Linked DNA regions of Homo sapiens: regions 2 and 3 are each linked to region 1. Evidence: read pairs that join two places in POLR2A ChIA-PET (ENCODE). Cell type or tissue: MCF 10A. All regions are shown on one strand. Links, peaks and the distances in the headings refer to the core of each region. The heading gives the core; the rest is flanking DNA.

The links. ChIA-PET counts read pairs that join two places held together with the same protein. Peaks named below come from ENCODE experiments on the same cell type or tissue, not always from the same donor. Only the 100,000 strongest peaks of a DNase experiment are listed, where the experiment ranks them.
Region 2: POLR2A ChIA-PET joins it to region 1 with 18 read pairs; 4 of 35 experiments call an interaction of 5 or more read pairs at or near these places.
Region 3: POLR2A ChIA-PET joins it to region 1 with 13 read pairs; 3 of 35 experiments call an interaction of 5 or more read pairs at or near these places.

What each region holds. Positions count from the first base shown.
Region 1 is chr4:139,885,481-139,893,034 of GRCh38, reverse strand. It overlaps MAML3 (mastermind like transcriptional coactivator 3), which reads left to right. Exons shown (of 5, transcript NM_018717.5): 2 at 2,068-3,678. Among named protein-coding and RNA genes, the nearest start is that of MGST2, 220 kb to the right of the region's middle. RefSeq lists an enhancer at 4,849-4,988. In MCF 10A, for the core only: no CTCF peak of the experiment used is centred there; DNase peaks (open chromatin) are centred at 2,024, 3,624, 4,504 and 4,784.
Region 2 is chr4:139,810,226-139,817,779 of GRCh38, reverse strand. The region is part of intron 2 of MAML3 (mastermind like transcriptional coactivator 3); the gene reads left to right. Among named protein-coding and RNA genes, the nearest start is that of MGST2, 150 kb to the right of the region's middle. RefSeq lists enhancers at 890-1,457, 1,458-2,027. In MCF 10A, for the core only: no CTCF peak of the experiment used is centred there; DNase peaks (open chromatin) are centred at 1,679, 2,979 and 3,279.
Region 3 is chr4:139,737,026-139,744,579 of GRCh38, reverse strand. The region is part of intron 2 of MAML3 (mastermind like transcriptional coactivator 3); the gene reads left to right. It also overlaps a transcript of MGST2 not described here. Among named protein-coding and RNA genes, the nearest start is that of MGST2, 75 kb to the right of the region's middle. RefSeq lists an enhancer at 3,634-4,134. In MCF 10A, for the core only: a CTCF peak has its summit at 3,911; a DNase peak (open chromatin) is centred at 3,899.

The sequences.
Region 1 (7,554 bases), core at 1,712-6,711:
GGAGATGCTGAATAGAGAGGCAAAAAGGTGAGCCTGGAAAGATGAGCAGGAGCCAGGTGGTTTTTGGCAAGAGTCAGTTTGGACTTTTTTTTTTTTTTTTTTTTGAGACGGAGTCTCGCTCTATCACCCAGGCTGGAGTGCAGTGGCACGATCTCGGCTCACTGCAAGCTCCACCTCCCGGGTTCATGCCATTCTCCTGCCTCAGCCTCTCAAGTAGCTGGGACTAAAGGCGCCCGCCACCACGCCCGGCTAATTTTTTGAATTTTTTTTTTAAGCACAGATGGGGTTTCACCGTGTTTGCCAGGGTGGTCTCAATCTCCTGACCGCGTGAGCCACCGCTCCCGGCCCCGATTTGGACTTTAACCTAAAGACAGTGGAAATCATTGCAGAGTTATACACAAGAAAGGCAGTCTATTTTTTTTTTTTTTTTTTGGAAAATGTGGCATTATAAGGAGTAGATTCAGGGAACACAAAACAGTAAATAAAAAAATAGACTAAAGAGCAAATGAATGGAGGCAAAGCGTAAAAGACGAGTTAGAAGATGGCTGCAACAATCTAGTAAGAGATAATGGTATCCTGGCCAAGGACAGTAACAGTAAGGGAGGAAGGAGATGAGGGGGCATATTAGTTATATTTTGGAGGTGGAATCCATAGGACTTGGTGATTGCTGACGTGGGAGGTTTCAAGAAAAATGCTCAAGTATCTGACTTGAATAAATGGATAGATACTGAGATGGGGAACAGTGATGAGGATCTGGTTTGGGTAACAAAGGATAATAAGCTCAGTGTTGAGACATGTTGAGTTTTAGATGTCCATGAAATATCCAGCAGGAGAACATTGGATTTAGTGGAGCTGAGCACTAATCCAATGAGCCTGCTTCAACTATCTTCTCTAGGCTGACGACCCCAAAACAATGTACCCAGCCCAGTTTTGTGAGCCTGGGAAGATGAGCATCTTTTGGGGCCGTCAGCCTAGAGAAGATAGTTGAAGCTGTTGTAATCGATGAAGTTGTCTAAGAAAGAATGTAGAGTGAGCAGAAGGAGAAAAAAAGCTTAAGACAAAACATTGAAGAATCCCATCGTTTAGGAAAAAGAAAGACTACATAAGAGATTGAGAAAGAGCTGGTAAAGGGAGAAAGGAGGAAATTGAGAAGAGTGTGATGTTGTGGAAACCGGTGGAAACGTGCTTTTAGAAAAGAGTGAGCCTATCAAAAGGTTCTGAAAGGTGAGGTCACATAAGAACTTAAAGTAAGTTTGGGATTGCATTAAACATTAACTTTCAATTCTATGCTATTTAGTACATGTGTTAAATTCCATATTCTTAGAAGTTTTTATTTTAGCATTTTTTTTAAATGTTGATTTAATTCCTTGATGTTCTCATTTAAGTTGTGGCAAGAATTTGGGATAGGTATTAACATCGTTTTCAAGTATGTTACATTTTGGTCCAAGTCTCATGTCTAGCATTCATGGTGGCTCACACTTGTAATCCCAGCACTTAGGAAGGCTGAGGCAGGCTGATCACTTGAGGCCAGGAGTTCCAGATCAGCCTAGCCAACAGGGTGAAACCCCATCTCTACAAAAAATACAAAAATTAGCCAGGCATGGTGACGCGTGCCTGTATCCTAGCTACTCTGGAGGCTGAGGCAGCAGAATCGCTTGAACCTGGGAGGTGAAGGTCTCAGTGAACCAAGATAGCACCACTGCACTCCAGCCTGGGCAACAGAGCAAGACTCCATCTCAAAAACAAAAAAAGAAAGAAAATAATAACAGATTATTCTTCCTTGCTGAGAGTATTGCCCTTATTAACTATCTCTTTTCTTTTGTTTCCCACCCTTCAATCTTTTGTTTGTTTTCTATCTCTTAGCCCTGTGAGCTCTGCTTTTAGATAAAACCTTTTCCCATACAATTTGAATTGCAGCGTTGCCTGATTTTGAAATTATAAGTATGACTTCTTTCCTGTGTGTCGTAAACCACTTAAAAGTTAGTTCATCGCAATGCACATCTCAATCCTTAAAGAGTAAAATATGACTTGGAGGTTTAGTCATCCTCTTTCCTGTTTCTTTTCCAGCTACAAGAGACTGTGAAAAGGAAGTTGGAAGGAGCTCGATCACCACTTAATGGAGACCAGCAGAATGGTGCTTGTGATGGGAATTTTTCTCCGACTAGCAAACGAATTCGAAAGGACATTTCTGCGGGGATGGAAGCCATCAACAATTTGCCCAGTAACATGCCACTGCCTTCAGCTTCTCCTCTTCACCAACTTGACCTGAAACCTTCTTTGCCCTTGCAGAACAGTGGAACTCACACTCCTGGGCTTCTAGAAGATCTAAGTAAGAATGGTAGGCTCCCTGAGATTAAACTTCCTGTCAACGGTTGCAGTGACCTGGAGGATAGCTTCACCATCTTGCAGAGCAAAGACCTCAAACAAGAACCTCTCGATGACCCTACTTGCATAGACACATCAGAAACATCTCTTTCAAATCAGAACAAGCTGTTCTCAGACATTAATCTGAATGATCAGGAGTGGCAAGAATTAATAGATGAATTGGCCAACACGGTTCCTGAGGATGACATACAGGACCTGTTCAACGAAGACTTTGAAGAGAAGAAGGAGCCAGAATTCTCGCAGCCAGCAACTGAGACCCCTCTCTCCCAGGAGAGTGCGAGCGTGAAGAGCGACCCCTCTCACTCTCCCTTCGCACATGTCTCCATGGGATCTCCCCAGGCGAGGCCTTCTTCTTCTGGTCCTCCCTTTTCTACTGTCTCCACGGCCACTAGTTTACCTTCTGTTGCCAGCACTCCCGCAGCTCCAAACCCTGCAAGCTCACCAGCAAACTGTGCTGTCCAGTCCCCTCAAACTCCAAACCAAGCCCACACTCCAGGCCAAGCTCCACCTCGGCCTGGAAATGGTTATCTCCTGAATCCGGCAGCAGTGACAGTGGCCGGTTCAGCGTCAGGGCCTGTGGCTGTGCCCAGCTCTGACATGTCTCCAGCAGAACAGCTCAAACAGATGGCTGCACAGCAGCAACAAAGGGCCAAACTCATGCAGCAGAAACAGCAACAGCAACAGCAGCAGCAGCAGCAGCAGCAGCAGCAGCAGCAGCAGCAGCAGCAGCAGCAGCAGCAACAGCACTCAAATCAGACTTCAAATTGGTCTCCCTTAGGACCTCCCTCTAGTCCATATGGAGCAGCTTTTACTGCAGAAAAACCAAATAGCCCAATGATGTACCCCCAAGCCTTTAACAACCAAAACCCTATAGTGCCTCCAATGGCAAACAACCTGCAGAAGACAACAATGAATAACTACCTCCCTCAGAATCACATGAATATGATCAATCAGCAGCCAAATAACTTGGGTACAAACTCCTTAAACAAACAGCACAATATTCTGACTTATGGCAACACTAAACCCCTGACCCACTTCAATGCAGACCTGAGTCAGAGGATGACACCACCAGTGGCCAACCCCAACAAAAACCCCTTGATGCCGTATATCCAGCAGCAGCAACAGCAGCAGCAACAGCAACAGCAGCAGCAGCAGCAGCAGCAGCCGCCACCTCCACAGCTCCAGGCCCCCAGGGCACACCTGAGCGAAGACCAGAAACGCCTGCTTCTCATGAAGCAGAAAGGAGTGATGAATCAGCCCATGGCTTACGCTGCACTTCCATCCCACGGTCAGGTAAGTGTGAAAGTGACACACTCTTCGAGCAGTTCTTGTGGTGCATTTCAGACTGTCGATGTGTGATGTTCTACAAGCTTCCACTGTAGTGGGGTCTAATTGCCTGCAGAAAACCTCTTTACACATCCTCAGGTAGTGGCCAGGTTTGGAGTGTTCTTTTTCCATTTCTCCTAAGAAATGGAAAAGGGTGGCATGATAAACTTTCGTGTATTTCAGTGTCTAGGAATCAAACTTCTTTTATTCCCAACTGCAGATAAGAATTACATAAAATTCTCACTCTGAGGGAGGGAGGCTGCAGAGGTCACTCCACCAAACACGGCACTACCTCTGTAGCTTCTCTCCCAGCTTGCATGATCCCAGGCTCTGGGTGGTGGGAAGCAGGGGACATTCAGGGCTGTCTACAACAGTTTTATAAGGCCCTGAGCAGCCTTCAGCTGTCCTACTGAATTATGAATAATGGGAAATTTGGCTTGTTGATATTCAAATATAGGAGAGCTTTCTGGATTTTCAAAGTGAAGTGGAGGGTAGATTTTTGTAGGACCTTATAATGTTTAAACACTTGCTGCTAGACTAGCAACAGTTAGAAGCTGGTTCAGTCTTCTTACTTGGGAGTGCAATGAAACCTCTCTGATACAATCAGCTCTATTTCAGGAAAATGTGATGGTGAATATATCTTAGTGCTGTATTAAAGTCTCTACTTTCCCACTGTCCTCCTTCATGGGAGGTTGGGCTCTTGGTATGCATGGTAAAAAATGAGCAGCAACCAGTCGGGAAGTGAATAGTCATTGACAAGCTTTTCAGTCTCTTCATCCTGACCAGTGGCAAACAGCCAAAGCTCCTTTAATATAACATTTGTTCTACCCTGAAGGAGAGAGTGGGGAAATGCCCATTAAAGCGACTCCCCCTGCCCTACATGGATGAATTCAAGAGAGATCATCTTACTGCCAGTTGCTGTGCTGTGCCTCAATTCTTCCAGGATGCAGACATGGTCATTTTACTTGGAGAATTTGCAGAAAAGTCTTTGCTTTAGAGGCCCTCATGTCTAAACAGGTTCTAACTAGTGCTTGGGTAGGTGTCCACAGTTGAGTACTTTAGAAGCACTGGGAAATAACGCAGGCAGATCTTGCCTCACTTGGTTATTTGCATCTTGTAGCTCCTGGAGTGCCCCACCCCACCCCCGAAACCCCAAGCTTGATGGAGCTGCAGGGCTGGAGGTGGTGCTGGCCTGCAGAGACAGGCCTGAGCTCTGTGGCTTCATTCTTGTCCTCAGCCTTACAACCCCCAAACCTCACAGTGGCTTCTTGTCTGCACATGCCAGCCGGCTCTAAAGATTCCGTCTGGATAAATAAAAGTATAACTTGGTTTACATTGACTGCAATCAGTAGCTACTAGAAAAATATCATTGAAATGTGAACTTCTATATATTATCTTAGTTTCATTAAGAATATATACCATTGGGGAGATAACAGCATTTTATATACTCCAGATTAAGTTCTGAAGCAGGCAGAAATATAGGCAATATACATGAATGTTTGTAGTAGCCCAGGCGTGTCAGAAGGTTTATGAGATCACAAGCTGTCAGAATGGTCTGTTGTTAATACAAATTGTGCTTCTACATTCGCTGTTCTTACACTAGCTACAGTAGAGTATTTCCTTCAAGCCAGACCAAAGATGAATAATTAATTCCAGTTCACAGGCTCTGCAGACATGTGAGTGCAATGATGCACCTATCCTCACCCCCACTAAATGTCTTTCAAAATGTGCCAACTTGGGACAAGTTCCTGTCTTTGCGGGAACATGAGTTTTAAGGGTACTTCTTTGAGGTCCTTATGCCTGCCTAACTATGTGTCACTGAAGCTGGTAGCTGCAGAGGTCATGTTTTGAAAGAGCTCAGTCAGCTGAAGAAGCAAAGTGATGTTTTTCTGGATTAAATCTGTGTGCTCCTCCTCTCTTCTCTCGTCTCACGAAGTATTTTCAGTGTGGACAGAATGTTCTTTTGTGAGTCCTCATTAGAATAATCACTTCTTAACCTCACAAAATCTCATCAGGTAAAAGCGTGCTTTTTAATGAAATATTAACTCACCACTGTTTGAAACGAGCTTCAAAATACATATATAAACATGTGAATGTCTTTCTGCAAACATATCATTTATTTCTTGTTTTTATCTGATTGTGAAGCAGTATTTACATAGTTCTCAGAATAGTTCATTACATTATATGCGGGTACATTCCACAAATACGAGCACGAATTACAGGTACGATATAAAATATAATTATACATAGGTTTAGTTCAGTTTCGTTTTCTGCTATTGCTAGTGAAAACTCACTTTATTCTTTGTTGATCACAATGACCATGATCAACATTTCGTTTTAATGAATGACTTCAGCAGCAAAGCCTTTTAGGCACGTTTATTTCAAGAAAATTGTCTTTTACAGATGTTTACTTATTTGGAACATTTGTATAAAATGCCATCTCAGAAATGAATAGGAATGCGCTTACTTCCTGTATATTTCAAAAAACAGGGAAACAAAAATAGAAACAAAAGATATTTCAAAATTTTGAATGTGTTTTATCTAGTAATTGCATTTCTCAGAATTTACATATTATTCTTTTTGATCAGATGGTTGAACAAAGATTATGCTCATGGTGTTACTTATGATAGTGAAAACTTTGATCCAAAAATAAGTATTTTGGAAAAATAAATACGTACATGACATTCATGATATAAATGAATGACTAATCATATGGAAATGCTCATAATATGAATAAAATAGATCATAAAACAATTATATGTTACAATCCAAATTGTGACTTTTAATATGTGTAGAAAAATACTGAATAACTAAAATGTTATTTTAGGAATTCTAAATACTGAATTCCTAAAATGTTAGGAATGATATTTATTTCTGGCTGGAAAAATTATGAGTGATTATTGTTTTCCTCTTTATATTTAACTGAATTTTCTAAACTTTCTATCATACATGTGTATTAATTCTACCCTCTGGGAAAATACTTTTTTAAGGAAGGGAAACTCCCTACTTAAAAAAGTTTACCCTTCGTTAATTCTTTTTTTAAAAAAATTCTTAGTTGAATTGATTTGCCAGTTGGATTGAGACAATATCATTATTTGCTATTCATTGACATATATTAGTTGTGAATCCCTGCTTTAGTGAGTAGTCCTAAAACCTGCCTCCCACACTCAGTTTCTTTTCCATTCTGTCTCCTAATCCCTTTACCATGTTCTCATTCCTAGAAAATTTTAGCTAAATTAGTGACAGTGAAAGTAGCAATAACATTTTTTACCATTAAAAGTTTTTGAATCTTCTCTGAGATATGTTCTTATATTATTTCTTTGTTCTTATATTATTTCTTTATTCCCTTTACTTTTTTTCTCTTTCTTTTTTTTTTTTTTTTTTTTTTTTTGAGACGGAGTCTTGCCCTGTCGCCCAGGCTGGAGTGCAGTGGCGCGATCTCTGCTCACTGCAAACTCCACCTCCCGGGTTCACGCCATTCTCCTGCCTCAGCCTCCCGAGTAGCTGGGACTACAGGCGCCTGCCGGCACGCCTGGCTAATTTTTTTTTTTTTTTTGTATGTTTAGTAGAGACAGGGTTTCACCGTGTTAGCCAGGATGGTCTCGATCTCCTGACCTCGTGATCCGCCCGCCTCAGCCTCCCAAATTACTGGGATTACAGGTGTGAGCCACGGCGCCCGGCCTACTTTTTTTTTTGTTTTAAAACCTTCTGGAACTTCTATTCATCATGGACTAAACCTCCCAGATTGTCTCTAATTTTCTTCTTACCAGCTTCACTTTTTAAACATTAATACATAATATTTACACATATTTATGGGGTACATGTGATATTTTGTTACAGGCA
Region 2 (7,554 bases), core at 895-5,894, 74 kb after region 1:
GGCTTCAGCGTTGGTGGTAAGATTCTGCCCACTCTCCTGAGAGCTGTGGAAAGTCACTGAAGAGTTTCAAGGAGGAGTGTGATAGGATCATTTTAAAGCATCCCCCTAACCCGGCATAGAAAACTGATGGAGGGGAGTAGATGTGAAGAGATTCATTTGGAGGTGACTTCAGTCCTCTGATCTGAAAAATCACTGAATGGAGGGATAGGACATGTAAACAGAGGGAGGTGATATATATGGAGGAGGTGACAGTGAAAGGGCTTTGGCAATATTTGGAAATGGGGATGGAACCTAGGTTTCTGGCTTATGAAACCAGATTGACGACAGTGGTCCCAGTCACTGACATACAGAAGGTGGAGGTCATGGGTTTCATTTGGATCATATGGATTTTGAGGTATAACCTAGACCCTGGCAGAATTTGCATGGATGAAAGCCACGGAAAAAAAATTATTCTCGAAGGGGAGATATGGTGACCCCTGAGCCAACAAATGGAGATGGAAGTGAGTTTTTTGATGTTTGTTTGTCTGTTTTATGATTCATCCATCCATCCATCCATTCACTCTACCTATTACACCCTTCTAAGTACATAGAAGCATTTGAACAACAGAAGAGGAAGACTGGTAGATAGGATCAGAACCAGCTATGGCAGATCTTGATTTCCAAGCTAATGGTGTTGGATCACCATTGAAGGTAGTCAGAGTGACATCATGGCAGAGGTATGTTTCAGAAGGGTCGCCTAGCACCTAGCCTGTGTTGTACACAGGCGACAAACTAGAAGGAGGAAGACCATCACAGTAGACTCTAAGAATGCAAAAGGACTCTCATTCTTTCTAATTGTAATATAAAGTTAGCATTTAGGAATGACTAGCACATTCACATACATCCATTCATTATATTCCCTCCGTGTGGCTATGTATCTTTAACCTGTATAGCCACACAGTCTGGGAATAGGACAAGATAAATGTTGAGAGCGTGGAATCTAGGTCTTTTTCTCCCTTTTAGTTTTCTAGAACCAAGCAGAGGTTAGGTATTTTAACAGATGCTAATGTTAATTAGAAGTGAAAGACCTACACTTAGTAGGCACTCGAGATCTATTAAATTGAACTGGATTGACATCAGTGGTGTCTTGAAAGAAGATGCAGCACAACACTGGACTTCTCAGGGAGACAGGGCTGAGCCGTGGGGGCCCTTGCATGAGAATTAGGACCTTGGTGACCCCCGTCTGTTCCTCCTTTCCTCTCTCCCTCCCCCACCGCTGCCATGGCGACACGTCTGGAATCACAGTAAGCCTTATACCCCAGAGAAAACAATACTCTGTTCGAATGGTGTAAGTTGGCCTCTAAGCTCACGATCTGCAGGCCCCATCCCCCACAATCAGGGGATTCTTACAAAAGGCAGCTTTTTACCAGAGGGTCGGCCGCACTGCTGCTCATCGATTTCAGCCCATTTTATCCCTCGGCACTTTCACTTGTTTGTTTTTGAACTCACACCACAGCCTCGATGCTGCGGGTTTCATTTTGGCATGAAGTTACTGATGTGACCGTCTGCATCCCCTCCGCTCAGCCCCTCAGAGCACGGTGCTTCTTTCTTCTTTGTGTCTTGTCACTGCTGTTGACTCACCACGCTGGGCTGTTGGAGCTAAACTGAATTAGTAACAATGCAATCAACATCTCTATTTTTATCTTCGCACTCCCCTCTCTTCCTCCCCTCCTGACTGACTCACCATTTCTAGGTCTCAGAGCTTGGCAGTCTTAGAATTATATTGGAGCTGGGGTGAATATATGCACAGATGTGATATTTCTACCATTCGACACAATGAGTGTTTTATTTTTTTTCCTGGTAGCACAAGGGTTCAAGCGTTAGAAGTATTATTTATTATGCTCATCGTCGTCCGTATTGTTGCTGTGTTACTGCTCAAGCTGGTGTTTATCTCCTGAGGTCTAAGATGAATTGTAGGCAAGGCAGGGAGCCAGGATCTGATTTCTGAAACTCGTCTTCAGAGGAAACTTCAGTTTTGAACTAAAACTTTTAACTTTGTCCCAGTTGAGTTCTGGAAACCTGAACTGGAATCTGAAGTATATACTAAACACAAAGTAGTAGTAGTAGTACCTTTAAAAAATGCACCATGAATGCAGAATATCTTATTCTGCCTAGGCCTCTGCATACTGATCATTGTATTAATTTTATAATTGATGGAGATAGATCTATTAAGAACCTGGGCTTTTGGAGCCCAGATTTGAATTCCTTTCTGCCAGTTATTATCTGTAATCTTGAGCAAATTACTTAATTTCTTTGTGTCTTTTCTTTTATAAAATAGAAACTTTTACCTCTCACGCAAATGTCATAGTCCATATCTCATAAAATTGTTTTAAGGATTAAATAAGCTAGTATTTATAAAGCACTTTAAAGTGCCTAGCACATAATAAGCTCTGAATGAATGTGGGCTATTATTATTCAGCAGGCCATATTTACCTGTTGTAAGAGAAATGATTCATTCCTGAAAACAGTTTCTTTTAGCAAGCACAGTACACTTCAGGATCTTACCTTCCCTTATTCCTGAATTTACAAACCATCCATGTTATGGATACTAAGTGGACACCAAGTTCCAGAACAGACCTATTTGTCTTTTATTCATAAGTCGGGCTTTCTAGCTTCCTAGTCTGCCTTTTGCATAGCCAGAATTTTAGTTTCTCATCAAAATTAGGTTTTGGCTCTCATGTGGTCTAAATCCAAGTACACTCACTTTTCTTCTCCAGATAATTATATTTTACATAGAGTGACTTTTCCTTGGCCTATCTAATGCTGCCTCATTAGACTCTAAACCCTAATGATACTCTTTCATTTCTATAGCACAGCCATGGAAATAGCATATAAAACTCTCTGTAGAAAATTCCCTTTGTCTTCCGTTGCCCAGGTTCCTCCAGCCCTACGCTCTTTACTGGGTGTGGGAAGGAAGAGCAGTTGCTGGACTATTTTGGCAAGAATCCAAAGGGAGGGTCACAAAGCTCAGATGCAGGTAGGATTTGGAAGGTCCCCAGAAAACTCCCAGCCACTGTGTGCCCCAGAAACTACATTATCAGCATTGCCTACCAAGTCTTGGTGGTGGGGGGAGGGTGTTACCCACCTTTCAGCTATCGTAGCTGTACCAAAAAGTATCTGAACCACACAGTTCATTACAGTTCGTTCATATCTACACAGCAGCCACAAATCAAGAGAAGCTTGGGCACAGATCTGTGGGAAGCAGTGCTGGGAGTTTTGAAATCGTCCCCCGTGACAGGAAACCCTCTCGGGATGGCTTCCAAAGCCTGAGGGAATTAAACACACTCGAGTCACCTTCAGTCTGATTAGGTGTTCAGGGATAACTAGTTGGCTGTTTTGTTTTTTAGTCAGTATCTTTAGCCAGCTAGTAGTTACATAACTTGAGATCACAGAGTTCTGTAAGGCATAAGCCTTATATGATAGGAAGCATCATCGCCATCCTGATTTCTGCTCTCCAAAGCTTTACAAATTTTTAGCTACTTCTTCTAGTATGAATCTGTACTTCTAAATAACGTGTTTCTGCAGTTATCTCTTGATTATTATGTTTTAGATACTACTTATCGACTTTCTACCATGGAACAGGGAGACCTACCCACAGTTCTCTTTCTGCCTCTCAGATACGCTTCCTCTTCTTCCATCTTCCTACTTATTGATATATCACAACTTTTGGTGAAATCATCATTCTGTGTGTGTGTGTGTGTGTGTGTGTGTGTGTTTGTGTTTGTGTACTGTAGCTAGCTGCATGTTGGGCTTTGATGACATTTCTGTTGCCACTTTTGCTTTTTCTGCAGTTACTGGCTCTGTTTCCTTATTTCCTTGCTCAGTTTTTTGTGGTCCTGTCCTGAAATCATTCACAGAGTCTTCATCAGAAGGGTGAATCTTCTCTCAATACATTTGCAAACATCAGGTAATCAATCCATTTCTTTTTCTTTCTGGGATCCTTCCTTCTGGAGTCCTGCATCCTTTGGCCCCTGTCTGGATGGCTGCAGAGCCGGCACCCCGAGCCTTTGCTTCACCTTGATCCTGTGGGGACCCAGTTCATGGATTCCAAGTCTTCTCTGGCTTGGTTTAGTCCCCATTTCAGTGGAATGTATTCTCTGATCACTGCCTGAGAAAGGGTACATGAGAAGTAAAATTTGGGGCCTTGCATGTATGAAAATAGCTTTATTCTGTTCACATGTCTGACCAAATAGAGGATTCTAGGCTGTAAATAACTTTCAGGAGGAATTTTGAAGCGCTTCATGCATTTTCTTCTTGCTTCCAAGGTTGCCACCAAAAAGTCCACTGCCATTCTAATTCCCACTTTTGGAAACATTTAGGATCTCTTTTATTTTTAGCTTTCTGAAATTTCACAGTGGTGTTCCCTGCTGTGGCCCTTTTTGCACCCATTGTTCAGGGAATTTTCTGGGCCTTTCAACCTGAAAGTTCATGTCCTTCAGTTCTGTGAAAGTTTCTTTTATGATTTCATTGATAATTTTATGATGTTCTCTACTCTATTTTTTCTTCTCGTTTCTGTAACTCCTGTTATTTGGATCTTGTACCTTTTGGACTGAATCCCTATTTTCTTATCTTTTTCTTTTCTATTTTTCATATTTTTTACTTTTGTTCTATTTTTGAAAGATGTTTTTAACCTAACCTTCCCACCCTTTAATATTATTCCTATTACTATATTTCTAATTTATAAGAGTTTTATTTTAATTTTCTAAATGTTTATTTTTATGCCATCCTATTCTTAACTCATAGGTTCTCCCCTTTTTTTTTTTTTTTTACATTTCTGAGAATATATTAGAGATTTTTTAAATGTTCTGTTGCTTTTATTTTCTACTTTCTCTCTTCTCTGTATTTATTTATTCGGAGTCTGCATTTTATATTAGAGGCTTTCCTTAAATGTGTGGCAATCTTTACCTGTACCTTCATTGTGAAGAGTAAGATACTAACAGCCTAACTTGGAGCCCTGTGTTTTCATAAGGACTCTCAAGCGGCAGTGATTGGCCTGAAACCCAGCTGTGGGGAATCCAAGATCTGTTAGTCATTCCTCATAGGCTGGTTAATTTCCCTAGATAGGAGTCTACTGGGCTTCTGTCTAGAAGTTGTAAGACTGGCTGCCAGTGGCTGCCAGTGTTCTTGAAGCCAAGTGCCAGACAGGTTTGGAGTGAGGTAAGATTATCCGACCACTGAATTGTAGATTTCCACTTAATTCCCATTTCTATTACAGCACTCCCAACTTCAACTGCGCTTTGTGTCCTTGTGCCAGAACTCTCTGTTTCTACTTTTTCAAAGAGTAAAACCACCAACCCTTTTAGGGTGGAGAGGGAAAAGTAGGATGGCCATGTACTATGCACGGAATGAGGGATGAGGGAGAAGGTCTCAGGGTCTACGACTTCTAATACAGAATTTCAGCTAATCGTACTGTGTTTTAGCCCCATGTGCACCTTCATCATCAGAGGTACCTAGTGCCTCCAATTCCTAGACTCTTTAAGATTTTCTTTTTTTTGAGACAGAGTCTTGCTCTGGTGGATAGAGTGCAGTAGCACAACCATAGCTCACTACAGCTTTGACCTGGGCTCAAGTGATCTTCTTGCCTCAGCCTTCTGAGTAGCTAGGACTACAGGTGCATGCCACCACACCCAGCTAGTTTTGTAATTTTTTGTAGAGACAGGGTCTAGCTCTGTTGCCAGGCTGGTCTCTAACTCCTGGTGATCCTCCCTCCTCAGCTTCCCAAAATGTTAGGATTATAGGTGTGAGCCACCATGCCTGGCACCTCTTTAAGATTATTAACATACATTAGCTAACTTCTCCTTGGCTTTCCCCCACTGAACGTTTTAATTTCAGCTTTTCCTGCTCTACTGAATTAGTTACCACACATTCATCCACTTTCTAGTTCCCAAAATTATGTTAACACTTCATATATGTTTTTGTCTCCTCTCTGACACTTAATATGTAGAGTTTTGCTTTTCAGAAAATTCTGTCTTTTGTCATTTTTGTGGAGTGTGAGAAGTAAAGTAGAAAAGAAATGGAGATAAACATGTATTCAGTCCTCAATGTTTAACTGCAATCTATGATCTGACCCTTTATGTCTAAGAAATACCTTTACCATCTATGTGCATCAAAATAAAATTGTCAGGTTACTTGGCAAGTCCTTCATTCTGGAATATTTCCACTTGGAGCTGCCATAGTAATACGGGTCTGCCTCAGAATTAAGAAATGCAATGTGATTCTAGAACTATCCCAGGAAACCTAAGTCAGGTTTCCCTGGTTCACCAGTAAGTTGTCTAAAATTCACAGATCAGAACCAACCAATTCCCTGGATTCTGACCTGAGATCCAGACCGTAACTCCAGAGCAGCCTAAGTAGCTAATAGTACTCAAGCCATGGGCTGAAGAGACCAGCCCACACTCACCCCCTTGTCCAAGGCTTTTCTAGACTGTGTGCACTCTGGAAACACAGGATGATGGAGGCCCTTAGTAAATTAAATTTAGGTTCAAATTCCAGCTCTGCCCTGTAATAGGGTATCAGTTCAGATTGCTTTGTTTATATGTTAGAAGCACTCTATAACAGTGGCGTAAGTTTTAAAAAGTTTCATTTTCCTCATGTAATAAGAAGCCAGACACAGGCAGATGAGAGGAAATGTAACTGATGCACAATGTCAGTTATTTCATATCTCCTTCTGTCTTCCTACCCAATGCATGGCTTTTATCCTCATGCTTGTTATCTCAAGGTCACAGAATGACATCTTCACTGCTGGCCTTACGTCTGTGCTCCAGGCCAGAGGAAAATGAAGAAAACAACAGAAGAAAAGGGCAGGGCCAGTCACAAATTCCCAGCATACTTCTATAGACATCTCATTGGCTGGAACTGTGTTACACAGCCATCCCTAGCTGCAAGGGAGGCAGGAAAATCCCTCCTCAAGTACAATCAGGATTCTACTGAAGAGAAGGAATATTAGCTAGGCAGCCAGTGGTGTCTACCACAGTAGGCAACAAATTATTTAAATTCACTTGATTTTTATAACCCTAACTATAAAGTGAGAATAAAAAACCTACCACATAGAGTTGTAGAGAAGAATAAAGGGGAAAATATTTAGAAGATATATACCTGACACATAATGTGCCCTCCATAAGTGTTAGTTTCCTTCTCTGGGATCCTTCTGTGATCACTCACAGATCCCTCTGTGCTCTGATTTCTGAACACACCACAGTATCATATGCTGTGAAGACCTGTACAGATATATATTGATAAAAATTAATTTTAGGCCAGGCATGATGTCCCATGCCTGTAATTCCAACACTTTGGGAGGCCGAGATGAGAGGATCACTTGAGGCCAGAAATTTGAGATCAGCCTGGGCAACATAGCTAGACCCTGACTCTAAAAAAATTTTAAAATTAGCTGGGTGTGGTGGTGTGCCTATAGTGCCAGCTACTCAGGAGGCTGAGGCCAGAGTATCACTTGAGCCCAGGAGTTTGAGGCTGCAGCGAGCTATGATGGGGCCACTGCACTCCAGCCTGGGTGACAGA
Region 3 (7,554 bases), core at 895-5,894, 150 kb after region 1:
AAGCAAACTTTAATAGCAAAATATACACGCCACACATTGTGTTCTAGTGCTCAGACTTCAGGGGGAGGTATACTTGTTTTCTGAGCAATATTTGCATGTTAGCCATGCAGTGACTTACTCCACATAAAATCCCAAGCAAAGCTATAACCACAACCCATGCTCCTGGGGGGTGGTATATCATATTAAGCAAGTGGGTTGTTTGCTTATTTGTTTTATTTGTTTGTTTTAGCTGTGAGTGTTCTTTAAGAAAAATCAACTCTAAGATCTGGAAGCTGAGACTGAAAATGACACTAAGGATATGCAATGCTGCACAGCTTGAAGGGAAGGGTCTGAGGCTCCATGTTCTCAAACCAGATCCCTGAACCTCTATTAGGTCAGCCACCCTGGCAATCAATTTAACTGACCTAGTCAGCCTTCCTTATCTAAGTCTCTTAGCAGAAGGTGAATCAGAGTATTCCAGACCTCTCTAGGTTCCTACCCAAGGTGTTTGTGCATCTGACTACAGGATATATTTGGGCTGTGTCCCCAAGAAACCTCTGAGAGGTACTAAGAGTGACTGGGACCCTGCTACAGCAGTGACAACTGTTAGTGACAATGACCATGGCAGGACTCTATGGCCATAGGGATGGCCCCTCCACATGTGAGCTCTCAGCACCCTGTACATGAATGTACATGAGGACTTACTTTTATTTATTAATGGGGACTCAGAGACCCCATCTTTCCTTCAAAATTCTCTGTGACTACATCAAAGAAAAAAGAAATCAAGATTGGCCTTGTCGACCTTTTTTATATGCTTCTAAATATGATTAAGAGGTAGTGTTCTCAAGGCTTTCTATAGAAAGTAACCTTCAGTACAAATTATCCCCTGAGAACCTAAGGAAAATAAAGAAAGGAATCTCACACTGGCTGGCTTTTCCCCGTGTGGTATCCTTGGGATCTGAGACAGATTTCAAGTTCAGTTTCCAGGTTTGTCATCCCCACTCACCCCTCCTCCACTCCTCAGCAAGTTTACAGCCATGTATATTTAGTGTCAGCTTCCAGAAAAGGTTTGGTTGACTTGAGAAAGGTTTAATAATTGCTGATTGAGAAATTGTGTATTCTTAAAATGGGGGAGAGGATAAAGGGAAACAGAAACACAAAGGGGAAAGTAATTATTTGGGCCAAAGTACAAGAAACGGTGTCTATCAGAGAAATGGTCCAAAGGGAAGGAAGACCAGAAACAGGATCCCTAGTGTCCGGGAAGCTTTCTCAGGTTGAGAAGTCTCCTGAACAGCAGGTTAGATCTCCCTGTCCTACTCCAGCATTAATCACCCTGCCCCTCCTGTTCTGCTGTTATCCTCCCACAAGCAGTCACCTTGGAGAGAAGTGGTAATGGTTGCAGCAGCTCTTAAAGGAGGCGTGTAACTTTAGGTGGAGACGTGTATATGTGAATCGTGGTTATGCTGTAAAGCAGCCTGCCTGGATCTGGGAAGCAGAGTGAAGGTGGGTATGAAGTCAACTAGCTAGAGGAGAAATTACCCCAGAAAGCTTTTGGGGAAAAATGAGGGGGTGGTAGTGGGCATTTGAGGGGATATCATGGTAAGGAGGTCAGACTTGGCTTCAGTTTCTGGTGGAAAGAAATTAGGAAACTGGTGCTACATCCCAGATGTTTAAGCAAAAATATTTATGCTTTTAGAAGGGATAGGTGGCAAAAAATACTTGGTGCATAACCTCCATCTTTGAAGGCCTCTATTGTTATAGTCAAAAAGGTGGATTTATTCCTCACTAAAAGTTTCCCATCAACTTCCCAAGGGCAATTATACTGTGCACAGGATAAACACAAGACGTATAAAGAATGTTTATTCTAGGGTCTCATTTCATATTTAGCTACCAACTTAACTTTTATCCTAAGCAAAAGTGGTCATTTGTAAACAGGGATGTTTTCCTTTACACAGCTGAGGAACTGATGTGACCGTTAAGAACCAACAAAATCTGAGCTGAAAATATAGGCCCCACCTAAAGTTTCTAACTTCCTCATTATTAATAGGGACGATACTAAGAGCAAACCTTTATGAGCGCCTACTATAAGCCAAGCACTGCTGAATCATGCTTCCCAAGAAGAGTTCTGATTAAAGAGTGAAAAGTTTAAGACGGCCAGGTGCGGTGGCTCTCGCCTGTAGTCCCAGCACTTTGGGAGGCCAAGGCGGGCAGATTACCTGGGGTCAGGAGTTTGAGACCAGCCTGGCCAACACGGTGAAACCCTGCCTCTACTAAAAATACAAAAATTAGCCGGGCGTGGTGGCACACGCCTGTAATCCCAGCTACTAGGGAGGCTGAGGCAGAAGAATTGCTTGAGCCCGGGAGGCGGAGGTTGCAGTGAGCCGAGATTGTGCCACTGCACTTCAGCCTGGCTGACAGAGCGAGACTCTCTCTCAAAAAAAAAAAAAAAAAGAAAAGAAAAGAAAAGTTTAAGATCTGTAGAGAGGATGATTTCTCATTGTTTCCAGATTCCTTTATCCAGGTTACCATGTGTATGTGTGGCGTGGAGTCAAGGGCTGTGTTAGACCTCTTTGAGTGCTATATTCTTTCTAAAACTTATTTTTATGCCCGTGTGTCTCCAAGTCTTTCAAGGTTAAGAAAATACCTGAGCCATTTCTATTTTTTGGAGTGCCCAGGTATATTTACAAAATGAAGAAATGACAATAGGGCGTTTTAAAAATGCAATGTTTTTATTTTAAAAAATACAGCATAGGGCAATTATACCGTGCACAAGATAAACACAGGACATATAAAGAATGTTAATTGATAATGGACTTAGAGCAGCCCGATCTAATAACAGGGCAGAATTTTTTTTGAGACAGGGTCTCACTCTGTCACCCAAGCTGGAGTGCAGTGGCACAATCACAGCTCACTGCAGCCTCAACCTCCCAGGCTCAAGCGATCCTCCCACCTCAGCCTCCTGAGTAATTGGGACTACAGGTGCACACCACCATGCCCAGCTAATTTTTTTATTTTTAGTAGAGATGAGGTCTTGCTGTTGCCCAGGCTGGTCCTGAACTGAACTCAAGCAATCCTCCCACCTCAGCCTCCCAAAGTGCTGGGATTACAGGCATGAGCCACCACGCTCAGCTCAGGGCACAATTTAAAGCTGTAAAATAGATGCTATTTTTCAATCCTCTCAGGATTTCTCAGTGACTATATATGTAAAACCTTGTTCGAAGAATATGTCTAAAAATCTAAACTCAAGGTTCTTGTGGATGCAAGGCCCAGGGTCAGGTGGTCTTATGCCCTGATCCCCCATAGGCCCTCACGGACCAGGTATGAGCCCTTCTCCTAGACTTGCTTCCTCTAAGAAGCTGGTCGTCAGCCACAATCTTTACATAAGGAGAAGTACCAATCCCAGATTTCTAAGTGTTTCTGTTTTTCATTCTGCTTCCTTGTTTTTCCCTGCTCTAAGTCCTAGCCTCCTCAAACCCCACCACCGCAGCTGGGCAGGCTTCTACTCATAGGAATGGGGGCCGAGGGTGGGGAAAAGGGTAGCCCTCCTCTCAGAGCCTCAGCATCACATAGTCAAACCCAGCTTCCCACAGACAGGTTCAGCAGTCGGGAAACCGGCAGAGCAGGCTGACACGGGCCCTCCCTCTCACGGCCTCTGGAAGGAAGGAAGGAAGAACATGGGGACACCAGAAAGGCAGCTTGTGGAAGGCCTCTTCTCAGGCAGTCAGCACTGATCTCTCTCAGCCCCCCTCCCAAGGCTGTGGCGGTTCTGGAGATGACGGCGGGAAGTGCCCTCGCCTTCCCTCCACAGCATGCCCTGAGCACTCAGCTTCCCTTCCCTTCCCTTCTTCCTGTCTTGTAGTGGTTGCAGCAGAGAGCTCCATTTGGCAGCGTGGTGGTGCTCTTGTCTATTAATGGAAACATTGGCCTGTCTCCCAGTATAACACAAGATAGGCCTATGCATCAGTTATGCAATCTTTGCTTTGATGACTTCATCAGAAAGGGTGGGTACAATAAGAGAGAAAGGCTCGGGTTGGGGGAAACAGTAGCTCAGGAGGGGGAAAAAAATCTCCCTAGCAGCTGAAGACAGCTGAGACTGCTCCCCCTCCCTATTTTTAAATCAAGGAAAGAAAGGTAGCAAACATATGGGTAAAAAAAACCTAATGGAGCAGCTGACAAACCACTTTCAGTCCATGTGTCCTGACAGCGGCCACTTGCATGCCGGCAGAGGCTGTGCTCGTCTCAGTGGTGCAGGTTTCCCAGCCCTGGTGACTCAGGTCTTCTTTCCACGGAGAAGACAGTCTGTGGAGGCAATGGCAGTTTTCACCCACCTCTCGAGTTCTTGAACTCCAAAGGTCTGGCTGGTTCTGGCCATGCACTGTGGCTTCAAGCCTAAGACAGAGAAAAGCCACAGAGAGCTGGGTGGTGCCACAGAGAGCAGGCTTGTCCAGGTAGACCAAAGAATTCTTGGAAGATGGTCAGTACCCTTCCTCTGGGACTTAGGAGCTCTTTGTGGCAGCAATGTAAAGCCGACCTAGTTGCTGAACCTGTATCCAAGCCCAGTTGTGGAAGCCATGTACAGGTTTTAAAAGGGGACCTGCCACTTAAGCATGTCTGTTACACCCTCTAGAGCGTAAGGTGGGCTCAGGGAGAAATAGTCCAGGTCCCAGACATAACCTGGGCCCCTCTTGAACTCTACATTTCATTCCATAATAGTTTAGCCTTATTCTTAACAAGCTTTTAAAAATAATACTAAAAGTAATATATATTCATAATATAAAATTTGAAAAAGTATAAAAATAAAAATCCCTTATAATTCTTGTCTAACAAGACTATCCAGTGGCTAGTGTTTTTAGAAACTGCTTTTTTCTTTTTTTTTTTTTAGTTTTAACACCTGAGGACATAAAAGAAAAAAAAAAAAAAACTGCTTTCCTCCCCTGCCTTTCTTAACTATATATGGTAAGCTTTTTCCTATGTGATTAGATAGTCTAAGGAGGCATGATTTTTATTGGCTGCCTAGTATTCATGGTATGGATGTACCATAATTTATTTAATCAAGCTTCTATTGTTGTACACTAATGAACTTTTAACCAATGTAGAATTGCTTTGGTGGTGGAATTAATCACAAGAAAGGGATCAAAAGGACTCTATAACTTACATCAAAGGCAGACGAAAAGCATAACTCTCAAAGTTGTGTTTCCATTGGAGGGACTTATGGTAACTATGTTCAAAGCACTGATAAGGACAAATGGTATTTTTGTTGCTTTTATCCCTGCAAAAAAGGGCCTTGAAAGGCTGACCTTCCTGTGGCTGGTGGCATTCTCACATTTAGCACTGGACTGCCAACTTTAACCCTTTCTTTAACATTCAGCAGAGGGTCAGCTCAGGAGCTCGGAGAAGCTGTCCATTATAGGGCCATCATTTTGTCATCTCCAGTTATACCTGATGTTGGTTTAGGCTAGAATTCATCCCAGCCAATTAGTCAGTTGAGTTCAGTAAATCTGTATTTTGCTGCAGCTGTGGCCCTAGCTCTGTGCTGGATACTGGGAAGACTCATAGTCTTGGTCCCAAAGGAGCTTAAAAGCCTTGCCAGGAAGGATGCCATAAGGATATCATCCTGCCAGGAAATGATCACTTGGAAGCACTTGGAAAGTTAGAAGCTTCTACCTCTCCCATGTTACTTAGTTAAGAATCAGTAGGTGTGTGTAATTGTGTATATACCATGATCATAAGCATAAAAATATGTTATTGCATCTGGGATAAAACTAGGAGGAAATATAAAAACACATCAAAATATTAACAGTGGTTACCTTTGAGTGTAAAAAATGAGTGTTAGCTTTTTTCTGTATACTTTTTTTCTATCTATACTTTTCTGCATTTTTTTTTCTCTGTACCTTTTTTTCTATCTATACTTTTCTGCATTGTTTTTCAAATGTTCCCCAGCAATTGGGCAGCAGAGGAAGGAATCGGCAAAATGTATATTTTTTAAGTAATTGCCCTATCAATTAAGCATTTAGCTCCTAAAATAATGGGGACCAAGACCTTTTTTTTGTTTGTTTGAGACAGAGTGTCGCTGTATTGTGCCCAGGCTGGAGTGCAGTGGTGCAATCTCGGCTCACTGCAACCTCCGCCTCCCAGGTTCAAGCAATTCTCCTGCCTCAGCCTCCTGAGTAACTGGGACTACAGGCACACGCCACCAAGCCCAGCTAATTTTTGTATTTTAGTAGAGATGGGGTTTCACCATGTTGGCCAGGCTGGTCTTGATCTCCTGACCTCAGGTGATCCACCCGCCTTAGCCTCTCAAAGTGCTGGGATTACAGGCGTGAGCCACCATGCCTGGCCTGACCATGACAAGTCTTGTTCCCCTTTATTTTAGGAGCTAAAGCTAGCACCAGAAACACAGCACTTCCCTCACCCTGAAGGATGCCCTGCATGATCAAGAGGTTTCGGCAGTAAGAATAACAACCACAAGCTGTTTGTTATGTGCCAGTCACTGGGCCCATGGTGGAGCTGAGTTTCTACCCAGGCCTGTGGGGTTCCCCCAATGTACACTGTTCCTTTCTAGAAGCTGAACCAAGAGCTTTGCTGGACCCATTTAGCAGCCTTCGCATTGGGCCCCAAGTTATTGCTGCTTCAGTGATAAGCCTCCTAAATTGATGAACTCTGCCTCAAACTCAATCATCTTGGGGACACAACCATCACACATCACAAAACAAACCTTTTAATCCAATCTTCTTCAATAATCTGCTGAGACAGAGGATATTAGATGGGGTGGGCCCTTTTGGAGCTCTGCTATGAATTTATTGTAAACACCTCTCCAAACCCACAGTAAAAATTTTTCTGGAAAAAGAAAGTTTGTAAAAGAAAACCAAATCACTGCCTTGACACCTGATCAACTTCAAAGGGAATTGTAAGGTTTTATTTTATTTTGTTTCTTCCTTCCACTTATGGTTGAATGATCTAATCTTATGCCCTTTCTTTAAATGTCAAAGTTGATACCACAGAGGCATCCCAATTTTGGGTACCAGACAACATATTAAAAAAAATGATGCATATTTTGGTGCTCTTTCAGTTGCATCCTTTGATCCCAAGGGTTTCTACCTTTTTATTCTATGCCCATTCCTCTCCCCACCCCCTTCCCATTTCTTTTTATTCCAACATCCTCCTGGGTGGTCCGCTCAATTTAGACCAGATGCATGTTATGGTCAGTGGAAAAGTCAGAATCCCAGAGACGCCACCACCAGACAAGTTCCTTAACCTCTCAGAAATTTGGGCTTAAAAAAAAAAAATCAACAAAATGAGTTAAACATACAGGTGAAAGCCCCTAGTAGAGTGTTTTGCAATGAGTAGGTGCCCCATAAGTGTTACATTCTTCATATTTGAAGAACTCTTTCAATCAGAGGGAACTTTCCTCAAATCATAGCTTTCCATAGTTCACCTTATTACACGAGGGACTTGTAAGTCTAGGGATGTCTGATGCTCCCCTTAGCAAGGGCATTATAGGGGACTCGCCCTTCCTCAGTCATGGATGCTCCTCAGCCTCCACAGCACAGTTGCAACTGGAGTAGTCCGTCCTGG